Regions from separate parts of the Homo sapiens genome. Here region 2 is linked to region 1. A link is an interaction called in ENCODE POLR2A ChIA-PET data of the cell type or tissue named here. Cell type or tissue: A673. All regions are shown on one strand. Links, peaks and the distances in the headings refer to the core of each region. The heading gives the core; the rest is flanking DNA.

Region 1 (5,183 bases), core at 887-3,386:
TGCAGCTCAACTTGTAAGTTTATTTTTCCTTTTAAAGCAGCAATATGGTGCTTTTTTAATAATAGAGAGCATATTATCTTTCTGAAAGACACTTATAGTCATTCAGGTTGAGAAGTGCACACAGGCACAACATTCCAAAGTTATAACTTTTACTGTAGCTATCATAGCCTTGTATATTTAGGACAACAACTGAAGTAAAGGGTCTTGAGAAAAGGACAGCATTTTATAATTAACACATAGCTACCATATGAGCTAGGGACTATTCTTTCCCCTAAGTATCAAAGAGCTCTCTAATTTGGTCCTCAAATTTTAGTTTTAAGAACCACCTGAGCTCTTTATTTCATTCATACATTCTTTAAAAATATATCACGGTCATTATTTATTTATTTCATTTTTTTTTTAATTTTTGTTTTTGACAGGGTCTTGTTCTCTGTGGCCCAGGCTGGAATGCAATGGCATGATCATGGCTTACTGTAACCTCAAACTCTTAAGCTCAAGCAATCCTCCCGCCTTAGCCTACTGAGTAGCTGAGATTACAGGTGTGTGCCACCACACTAGGCTCTAAGGCTCATTATTTAGTTAGAAATAAAAAAGGCATGACATCAAGGACCTGTAGGCCTCTTCTTTCCTTAAACAACCATCTACTAATATATGCAAAGCATGGTATTAGTTATCCTCCTGGGAAGAACCAAAATAAGATTACAGAAGTATATCAGACCTAGTCCTCATCTTCTGAAAGTTGACATTCTAACTTATGAAATAACACAAAAGCAAATGGTTACAGTACAAAGTGATGAGAGCTGTAACTGCTGCCCGTCCAAAATGCTGAGGAAATACCAAGAAGGAAGCAACTAACTCTACCTTAGGGATTAGGAGAGAGCCTCAGTGAGGAAGTCAGGATTGGGACTTCCCAGGCAAAGAAGAGAGGGAATGCTTCCCAGTAAAAGGAAATAGCACATGCCTGTTTCAGGGAAGTAAATAATTCTGCTAGAAAATATTAACTGAGTCTGTAACTTGGGGTACAGAAGTGTGGAGAAGACAGATAAAGCAAATCTGGTAAGACTGGCTGGAGTCTGGTAAGATTATGGAAACTTGTTTGTCAGGACTTAGAACTTGATTTTAAATGAATATGAAGGAGAGAAATGCAACTGTGTAAAGAAGAAACTTCAGATGGTGTTGGGAAGATCTGAGGCACTCTACCAGCTGAGTATTAAAACTGTCTATTTGGCAGCACTGTAGAGGTGGGTTGGAGGAAAGCAAAGGACAAGTAAAGGGCTAGTCCAGGTAGGACTAGGACAAACCTAACTTCAGGAATCTCTTAGCCATCTCTGACCTTGCAGGACATCATGGAAAAGCTCTAATCATCTTGACAAGAGTCTAATTCTAAGACTCCTGTTGTCTCCACAGCACCAAGCAGCTTGTGGTAACAAGTTTCTGTATGCCACCCACTTCTGAGGTCAAAAAAGAATGAAGGTGTTTATTTACAGTCCCTTCATTATTGCCTCTGATAGAATTGTGCTTCTTTCTTTCAGAGCATTTTTTTAAATTTGGAATTATTCTTTCATAAGTATGATTATTTGATAAATGTCTGATGAATCTCACTAGATTATAATCTTCAAAATATTAAAAGTGGTGCCTGTATTTTGCTCATCACTGTCTCTGGAGGCTAGCAGAGAATCTAGCATATAGTAGACAATCAATAAATGTTTGCTGAAGAAACATTGACTAAAATATTGAGAAAGTTGATGTAATAGCATGCTACTTAGAAAAATGTTTAGTGGTTTTTTTTGAAATGATAAAATATTCAATTCGTGATTTACTGTTTACTAGATAATTTTTTTGCTGTTTATAGCCAAATTTTCTCTTCAATATTGCATGTGTACACTAACTTTGTACCTATTAAATTTCAGGTCTGAAATCCACTTAAATTGGGAAGTAATTTGACCAAATTATTTAATTCTCTGGACTTTATATCCCAAGATAAAGTAATATCTTCTGTAACTAAAGGGGACTTTTTTAACCTAAGGCAAACAATTTTTCAATCATGACTTTACATTTGATGAGATTCCATTGAGAAACTCTATGCATGTCCTACTTCTAACAGGCACACACAAAAAGAGACAGTCAAAGCACTTCATTAAAGGCAGAAAGATTAAGGCAAAAGATTACACAACAAAACCACCCACATTCAGTTTTGCAAGTCTAATAGTCATCCTGAATCATCACCCTAGAGCGGCCTGTATTCCGTTCCAACTCGTGGCTTCAGCTTACCATTCAAGATGCAAGAAAGTAAAATATTAATATTGGTGACCAAAAAAGCAGGTGTGTTTCTCTTTCCTTAGATACTCTTAGCCCTGGAGGCAGCAATTGTTTCTTGATTTTTAGTTAGTAAATATACATCTCTTGGGAGGTAATTAAAGAACAAGCACATATTTTAAAATCACCAAAGAATAATACTTGATCGTATTTCTGGCAACCGAATCACTGACTTAAGAATCTCAGAAACTAGTTTTTAAATAAGCTTTACCCAGCCCTGGCTCAGCCCCATAACAATATCCTCCAGTTATTCATCCTTTCCTTTATCAGGCTCTTCTCTCAAACTACCCTATTTTTCTCTTCTTGTACATTTGTTCATGTTGTGTTCTTAACCTAAAGCAATGTCCTTCTCCTGGCAAAGTGTGTGCTCCAATGCTAGCCTACCATGTTCTCCCTCATCATTCTAGGAAAACTGTATTATTCCTTTGTCTGCTTCCCTACAGCATGTGGTTTATGCACCTGTTACACAGTTTTCTTCCTCTCTCCTATTCCAGTTATTTGACTGCAAGACCTGTTAAGTCAGGAAATATGGAATTCATCCTTATAGGCCTACTTAGAGACTAATTTGATGCCCCAAATAATGTAGGCAAGTGATAATAAATAATGAGTGAATGAACTTCATAAAATACTAGAGAATCTTTATAATAATAGATACAGGTACAGTAAGACAATTAACTAAAATAAAAAAGTTTGTTATAAAACTAAGAAACAAGGTCAAGGTCAATATAATTGTTGTACTTAAATGTTAAACGTAACATGAAACTTCCAGGAAACCAATGAAAAAAATATATAACTAATGGATCACATATTTCTCATGACTTAATGAGGAGTAATGGGAAACTAAAAATAGAACAGTTGTTACAAGGATTGAAATTTATCCTCACATTAGCACAATTCCTTATAGAATTGAAATGTTATACCCTATTCTAACTTTGAGCTTAAAAAGGAATACGAAGATGTTACAATCTTTTTTACACAATGTCAAGCATTCAATCCAAAATGATTAGCTATTTCCGAATAAGACAAAATGACCAAAAGGGGAAAAAAAATAACACTAGAAATCACTGAACAGGTGAAATGTATACAGAAAAAAAAATTTTTTTCAGAACTGACTAAAGAAATTAATTCACAGATTTAAAAAGCTCTGTGTGTCTTCAAAGGAAATGATGAAATACAGAATATAACAAAATGCTAATGCTAAACTATTGAAAAACAAAATTCACAAACAAAACCTATATGCCAGTTGAAAACATTTTTTTAAATGAACATAAAATAATTTTCAGAAAAATAATGAGAAAATTTAGTGGCAGCAGACATGTACTAAAAGATATGCTAAAGAATATTCTTTGGGCAGAAAGAAAGTTATCCTAGACAGAAATGCAAGAAGAAAATCAATCCAGGCAAAAATTTAAGTAGAAATAAAATCACTGGAAAGAATAAACATATAAGGAAACAGAAATGAATACTGATAGTATAAAATGACAATGGTAATACAACATGGGGTTTAAAATGCAGGCATAATTAAAATACTTGACAATAATACAAAAAAGCCTGAGTGGGGTAAATGAAATTGAAGAGTCCTCAAGTGCTCACATTTCCTAAGAAATGAACAAAATATTAATTAAGAGTACATGCTAATAATTTAAGGCTTTCTGTTGTAATTTTTAGTGTAATCACTAAAATAAGAGAAAAATAATTTCTAGCTAATAAGCTAATAGATGGCAAAATGGAATGATAGTTGAAAAAATAATCAATTAAAAAGAAGGCAACAAAAGAGAAAAAAAGAACAGTTGGGATAAACAAAAAAAATAGCAATACGGTAGATTTAAATTAAAAAAAATCAGTGATAAATTGCCTGTAAATAGACTACAAGTTTCAGATTTGATAAAAATAAAAATGCACATTCAATTTATGAGTCATTTCTTAAACAAATATGTAGAGAGGTTAAAAATAAAAGAATGGGAAAAAGAATATACTATGCAAATATTAACCAAAATTCACTTGGGAAACTAATAAAGTAGGCTTTAAAGTGAAAAGCATTATTATAAATAATAAGAAAAATTGTAACAATTACAAATCTGTCTTCACCTAATAACATCGTCTCAATATATAAACATGTATAATGTGGCACAACTGCAGTCATAATGAGAGATTTACAACTTTCAGTAACTCATAGGACAAGCAGACAAAAGTCAGAACAAATATAGTAGGTTTGAACTAAATAATTAACAAATATTGATTCAAAGTTTAAAAAAATAGAGTGTGTTCAACAGAAAAATATACTACATGGTATTTTTATAAAAATAATGGCCGGGCATGGTGGCTCACACCTCTAATCTCAGAACTTTGGGAGGTCAAGGCGGGTGGATCACTTGAGGTCAGGAGTTTGAGACCAGCCTGGCCAACAGAGCAAAACCCCACCTCTACTAAAAATACAAAAATTAGCCAGGCATGGTGGCCGGTGCCTGTAGTCCCAGCTACTTGGGAGCAATTCAAGCATGAGAATTGCTTGAACCTGGGAGACTGCATGAGCTGAGATTACGCCATGGCACTCCAGCCTGGGCAAAAGAGCAAGACTCTGTCTCAAATAAATAAATAAATAAATAAAATAAAATAAAATAAAATTTGAATGTTTGGATGTTAACTATAAACTCCTAAAATAATTGATGAACCAATGAATAAATTGCAGTGTAAATTGCAAAATATTTTGGATGACTTCTAAAGAAAAATATGGAGGTCAAGCTCATGCTTGTAATCCCAGCACTTTGGGAGGTACAGGTAGGAGGATCACTTGAGCCCAGGAGTTTGAGACCAGTCTGGGCAACATAAAGAGTCCCTGTCTCTCCAAAAAAGTTTTAAGAAATAAG
Region 2 (5,183 bases), core at 1,795-4,294, 160 kb after region 1:
AAATCTTATAAATCACTTATAATTTTCTCCAAACATTTAAAGAGAATACATTGTTAGCAAACATTTGAAAGGACCTTCAAAATAAAATCAATCTGGTTGAATTTCAACAATAATTAAAATGAAAAACAATAGCTAAGTAACAAGTACTGAAAAGAAGCCTGGGAAATCTACCTTGTCCCATCCTCTGAAATATTACTAGATTCCAGATACCTTAACCTCGACAGCCACTCTATAAGTGGCCAAGCGGTCTGGTCACATGAGGGTGGACTCAGCCCCCTGGACACACACATATGTTGGTGGGAAGTTACCCCACACCCTTTGTCTCCCACAAAAGTTATTGGGTCTTAAAACTGCTAGATTTGGTAAATCAGGCTTACTCTAAATCTTTAGTGATATCAAAACTGAACAGTTACTAAGGAGCTGGCAAAAATACATAGAGTAAATCTATGTAGGAGATTTGTTTTCTTTGAAAAACTACTGCTTGCTCAGTTCATTCCTGGATGAAGGTGGACGAGTAGACAGAGCTGTTTCCTAAAAGCTGAAGTTGCGATTTCCTGAGGGAGAAGGCTTATCACTTAAAAGAGTTACCGATTTTTCTCGGTAAAATGACAGCTATTTGTTGATCTACATAATGTGTTTTCTTCTTCGGCAATAATTTTCAGCTTCTCTACATATAGATGCTTTTGCACACAAGAAATTCAAACCAATATATAATTTATAAGACTTTTACAAAAAAATTGCAAATACAAAAAAGAGAACAATCACATTTAATATCCTATTACAACCAACTAAACGTTTGCTATCGATACCATCCCATGTTTGGTAGTACACTGAAAAACCACAGAAAAAATGTTTTATATGAGTGAGGTCAGTATTTTCACAGGCGGCACCTTAGCTCATTCTAACAAAAATTCTGGTATATTAATCCAAGAGAGCCTCACCTATCTGTGCCTTTCACATGGTAAAGTTCAATAAATACTTGGGTAATTAAGGATTAAATATCTATAGGCTCAGCTCCAGACCCTAGAGTGTCTTCTGAATAAACCATACCAAGAAGAAAAAATCTATGATGACACAGTCTTGGTTTCTCTACTGGGACATTGCTAAGATGTGGGTTTCCAATAAAAGGATATTGCTACCTTCAATATGAGGCCTAGTTAACTGACCAACCCCACTGAGTAAGCATCTTTTGACATTTCACTGATTTCAGGACTAGAAAAAATGGAAAGTTCACAGTCCCTAGAAATCTTCTTCTAGTCTCAGTGTAAATCTTATATATTTGATGGGATGTTTCAAACTTCTCCCATAAATGAATCTCCTCTTCACCTCCTCTCCAGCCAAACAGAACTTCTCTGTAAGATTTACAGCATGTTTACCTTTTCTTCTTTTCCCAGTCCTCCTCATGTTTATCTCTGTGTGTTAAAATTCTACCCATATCCTTAGCAACCAAGATGCTGAAGGACACCAACTTTCAGAGGGCCAGTCAAAGAACCAACAAACAAATAGAGAGAAAATGTCCAGTTAAATAGAAGGAAATCTAGCGAGGGTGGGAAGAAATGTCTGGAGAAGAAAGGGTTTCAAGATGCAAGGTCATGAAAGTGAAATAGTGCTAACAGGCCAAGAAAGCTGATGGCCAGTAACTGACCATTGGCTCTAGCAAGGGGTAGACAACTGGAAACATTTATGAGTGACATTTCAGAGCAGTGGTGTAGATGGAAATCCAATTAGCATGGATTGTGGAGAAAATTGGGGGTAAAGCTAGCCAGCAGGTAAAGCCAGCAAGTGTAGACAAGTTTTTTTTTTTTTTCTTCTTCTTCTTTTTAAGTTGTGGTAACGGAGAAGTGAGGTGAAAGGTGGTTTACTTGTTTTAAGATGCATGCATGAAGGCTGTGCTGATGGCAATCACGTGGTGGCTATGGAGAAACTGATGACATAGGAAAACAGAAAAAAAGGATAGTTCCAAGCATGAAGTCCTTATGAAGGCTAGCGGAAATAGGTCAGATCCAGGGATTTAGTCAAAAATGTTGAACTTGCATTGTTCTTACATAGAGATTTATTATTATTGTTATCATTATTATTATTTACTATTGAGAGAGGAAGAGAAGCAGATTTTGGCTCAGTGCATTGGAGGAATTGGTGGTAAGAGGATAGGATTATCCTCATCTGATCTATCTTGTTTTCTTAGAAGTCATAGTACATAGGAAGATACAGAAGGGGTTCTAGTAAGCATCAGGTTCAACTTTCTTGCCTTGCATTTGGGGTAACCGAGTCACAGGAATATCAAGTCAGTTCCTGAAGTCATAAAAATGTGAAAGTGTCCTTCATGAGGGTATCCAGGGTCATCTAGCCATGAAGCTTCCTCTCATCTTTTCCAGCATTATAGTCATAGTGCTGTAATCAAGAGCACACGGTCCAAGGAGGGAGTGGTCACAGTTCCATCAAAGAGGCAACGACTTACAAGACAAAACATTTTGACTATCTATATGTAGCCAATTCCCCTTCTCACATTAAAGTTCTTATTACTAACAATCCATATGAACAGCCATCATTCTCAAAAAAGCTATCTTCAGTTAAACAACACATTGTCTGCCTGAAACGGGAATTTCCATGACCTCAAACTTGCCTTACATTCCAGCCCCTTGCTACAGCTTCCATTTTCACGCTTATGCATTGCTCACACTTCATTAACTCCTGTTCATTGAGAAAAAATGTTGTTCTTTTAGCTGACCCGACCAGAACATCATAATCATATTACATGTAGGCTGCACACAGTCTTTTTAAATGACTTAAAGCAGAATAAATTAAATGAAGGAAAACAATTTATTAGAACAATTTTAATGAGTAAAATAATTTTGGCTTTTTTCCGGATTATAAAACACTTTCCACTAGCTTCTAAGATATTCATCAAATGTGAAGTATCTAATTTTCTCAATAAATACTATCATGTTACAGGATGACATGTTTGCATTGAAACTGATGAACTAAGCAAATCCCTGTGACATTGACTTTAGCTATTACGGTTTGCTTCAGGCACTCAGATAGTATCCAAATATTTACTAGGTAAATGTTGAAATAAATACCCTTCAAAGGGCCTACATTAATTTTGAAATGTCTTATTACAAGCCACAATAAACAGACTTTTCAATGCCAGTCCTTAAAAAGAATCTGTCACCTAGAATAAATATTGAATTAAAACTTAAAATATGTTTAAGTTCTTTCCTGGCAAATCAGTTAAATCCACTCGTAGTTCTAGAAACATGTAAATCCAATCAGCTTCCATACTAATTCTGAATAACATTAATCACTAAGCAAATATTAGTTAATAGCCACTATAAACAGTAGCAGAAAAGTTAAAAATAAGGCAATTAATTGTATTCCAAATCATTCCAATGAAGAATGTAAAAGCACAATTGTGCTGTTTTACTCCTTTCCATTTGAGGAAAGATCATAGTCACCAACTTATTGTGCTATTCATGGGTTTTTCCTAGGCACATACATATTGAAATCAAAAAGAAAAAGCTGCAGATGTTAAAGAGTCATTTGAGAGTGATGAAAAAGAACATTTCTTTTTAGTATCTAGGATTCACGTCAAATTAGTTCTGGTAAGTCTGTTGATCTCAGCTATGATTATAGGTGATCAATAATTGAAAGGACAATGAGGAACTGGGAACAGTACCTGCATACCTATCTATAAACAAATCTAACATAGCAATAAGAAAAATACTTCAATAAAATGGACAAAAGACATAAACAATGAGCAAGAAACATTTAAAATTTTTTATACTGATAATAAAAAATGCATATTAAAACAAGATGAAGGGTTTTTTTTTTTTTTTTTTTTGAGGCAGAGTTTCGCTCTTGTTGCCCCGGCTGGAGTGCAGTGGCGCCATCTCGGCTCACCGCAACCTCCACCTCCCAGGTTCTCCTTTCTCAGCTTTCTGCATAGCTGGGATTACAGGCATGATTACAGTGATTCTCCTGTCTCAGCTTTCTGCGTAACTGGGATTACAGGCATGTGCCACCACGCTTGGCTAATTTTTTGAATTTTTAGTAGAGACGGGGTTTGACCATGTTGGCCAGGCTGGTCTTGAACTCCTGACCTTAGGTGATCTGCCCACCTCGGCCTCCCAAAGTACTGGAATTACAGGCATGAGCCACCATGCCCGGTCAAGATGAAGTTTTAATCCATTAAACTTTAAGTCTCTTTTATTTAAAGTATAATTTAGAGCATTGGCAGTGGCTCTAGGAATCAGACAATCTCGTCCACTGATGTTGAATTAGAGTATTAAGTGGTACCAACTTTCTAAAGGATGATTTAGCAATATATATCAAATATATTAAAGTGTGTTTGCTATTTAATCCAGCAATTCTACTTCTAAGGATGTACTTAAAAATTTTAAAAAACTAATATTCAGATACAACAGTGACCATCAAGCAATATTTATTAGTGCAAAACTGCACACAAATAACTAAAAATCAGTATTTATTAAATAGATGCCAATATGCTCATATAACAGTTATACTACAGCTATTCAAAAATTTTGTAAGTATCATTTTATTTTTTAATTAATAAAAGTTACTAAACAACATGCACAATATAATTCAAACAACTGTTTAAATTTATATGTACATGTGGCATATGTGCATTTCAAATGTTATACTGGAAAATGTTATCCATGATTAGTTCTGGATGATGATGTTGAATACTGATTTCTGAGATTTGTTATCTATACTTTGCTTCTCTATATTTTGCAAATTATCTACCATGAACATAAATTATTCCAGAGAAAGTAAATATCATTCTTAAATCACTATTGTAACAGTCTGGTATCAGAGTATCATATCTCCTGTACCATTTTAACTGCATTCATATCACTTTAAAAATCACAAAGTCACGTGGTATAAAAGAGGTAATAGAAACAGTAGTTTGTGATCAATGTGGTGAAAATATTTATTATCAGAATTTGGCACTAAAGAACAGATACACCTAATTTGGAATTTTAGTCTTCATTAAATGGATGCTCACCTTGTGATTTCTAATCAATGTGCTTTTCTGTGTGTCTGTTATACTTCAATTAAAAAGATTACAAGTAACTCCAGCCTGTTATTTCCTAGATTCACAGCAAAGCTGGCAGGAAACCCAAGAGGTCATTTCCAACCTCTCATCCCATTTCTTCAGTTCC

What was found. ChIA-PET counts read pairs that join two places held together with the same protein. Peaks named below come from ENCODE experiments on the same cell type or tissue, not always from the same donor. Only the 100,000 strongest peaks of a DNase experiment are listed, where the experiment ranks them.
Region 2: POLR2A ChIA-PET joins it to region 1 with 14 read pairs; 2 of 35 experiments call an interaction of 5 or more read pairs at or near these places.

What each region holds. Positions count from the first base shown.
Region 1 is chr3:189,912,811-189,917,993 of GRCh38, forward strand. No RefSeq gene overlaps it. Among named protein-coding and RNA genes, the nearest start is that of MIR944, 85 kb to the left of the region's middle. In A673, for the core only: no CTCF peak of the experiment used is centred there; a DNase peak (open chromatin) is centred at 2,191; H3K27ac peaks cover 430 bases.
Region 2 is chr3:190,068,158-190,073,340 of GRCh38, forward strand. All of the region lies in intron 1 of P3H2 (prolyl 3-hydroxylase 2), which reads right to left. Among named protein-coding and RNA genes, the nearest start is that of P3H2, 50 kb to the right of the region's middle. In A673, for the core only: no CTCF peak of the experiment used is centred there; no DNase peak of the experiment used is centred there.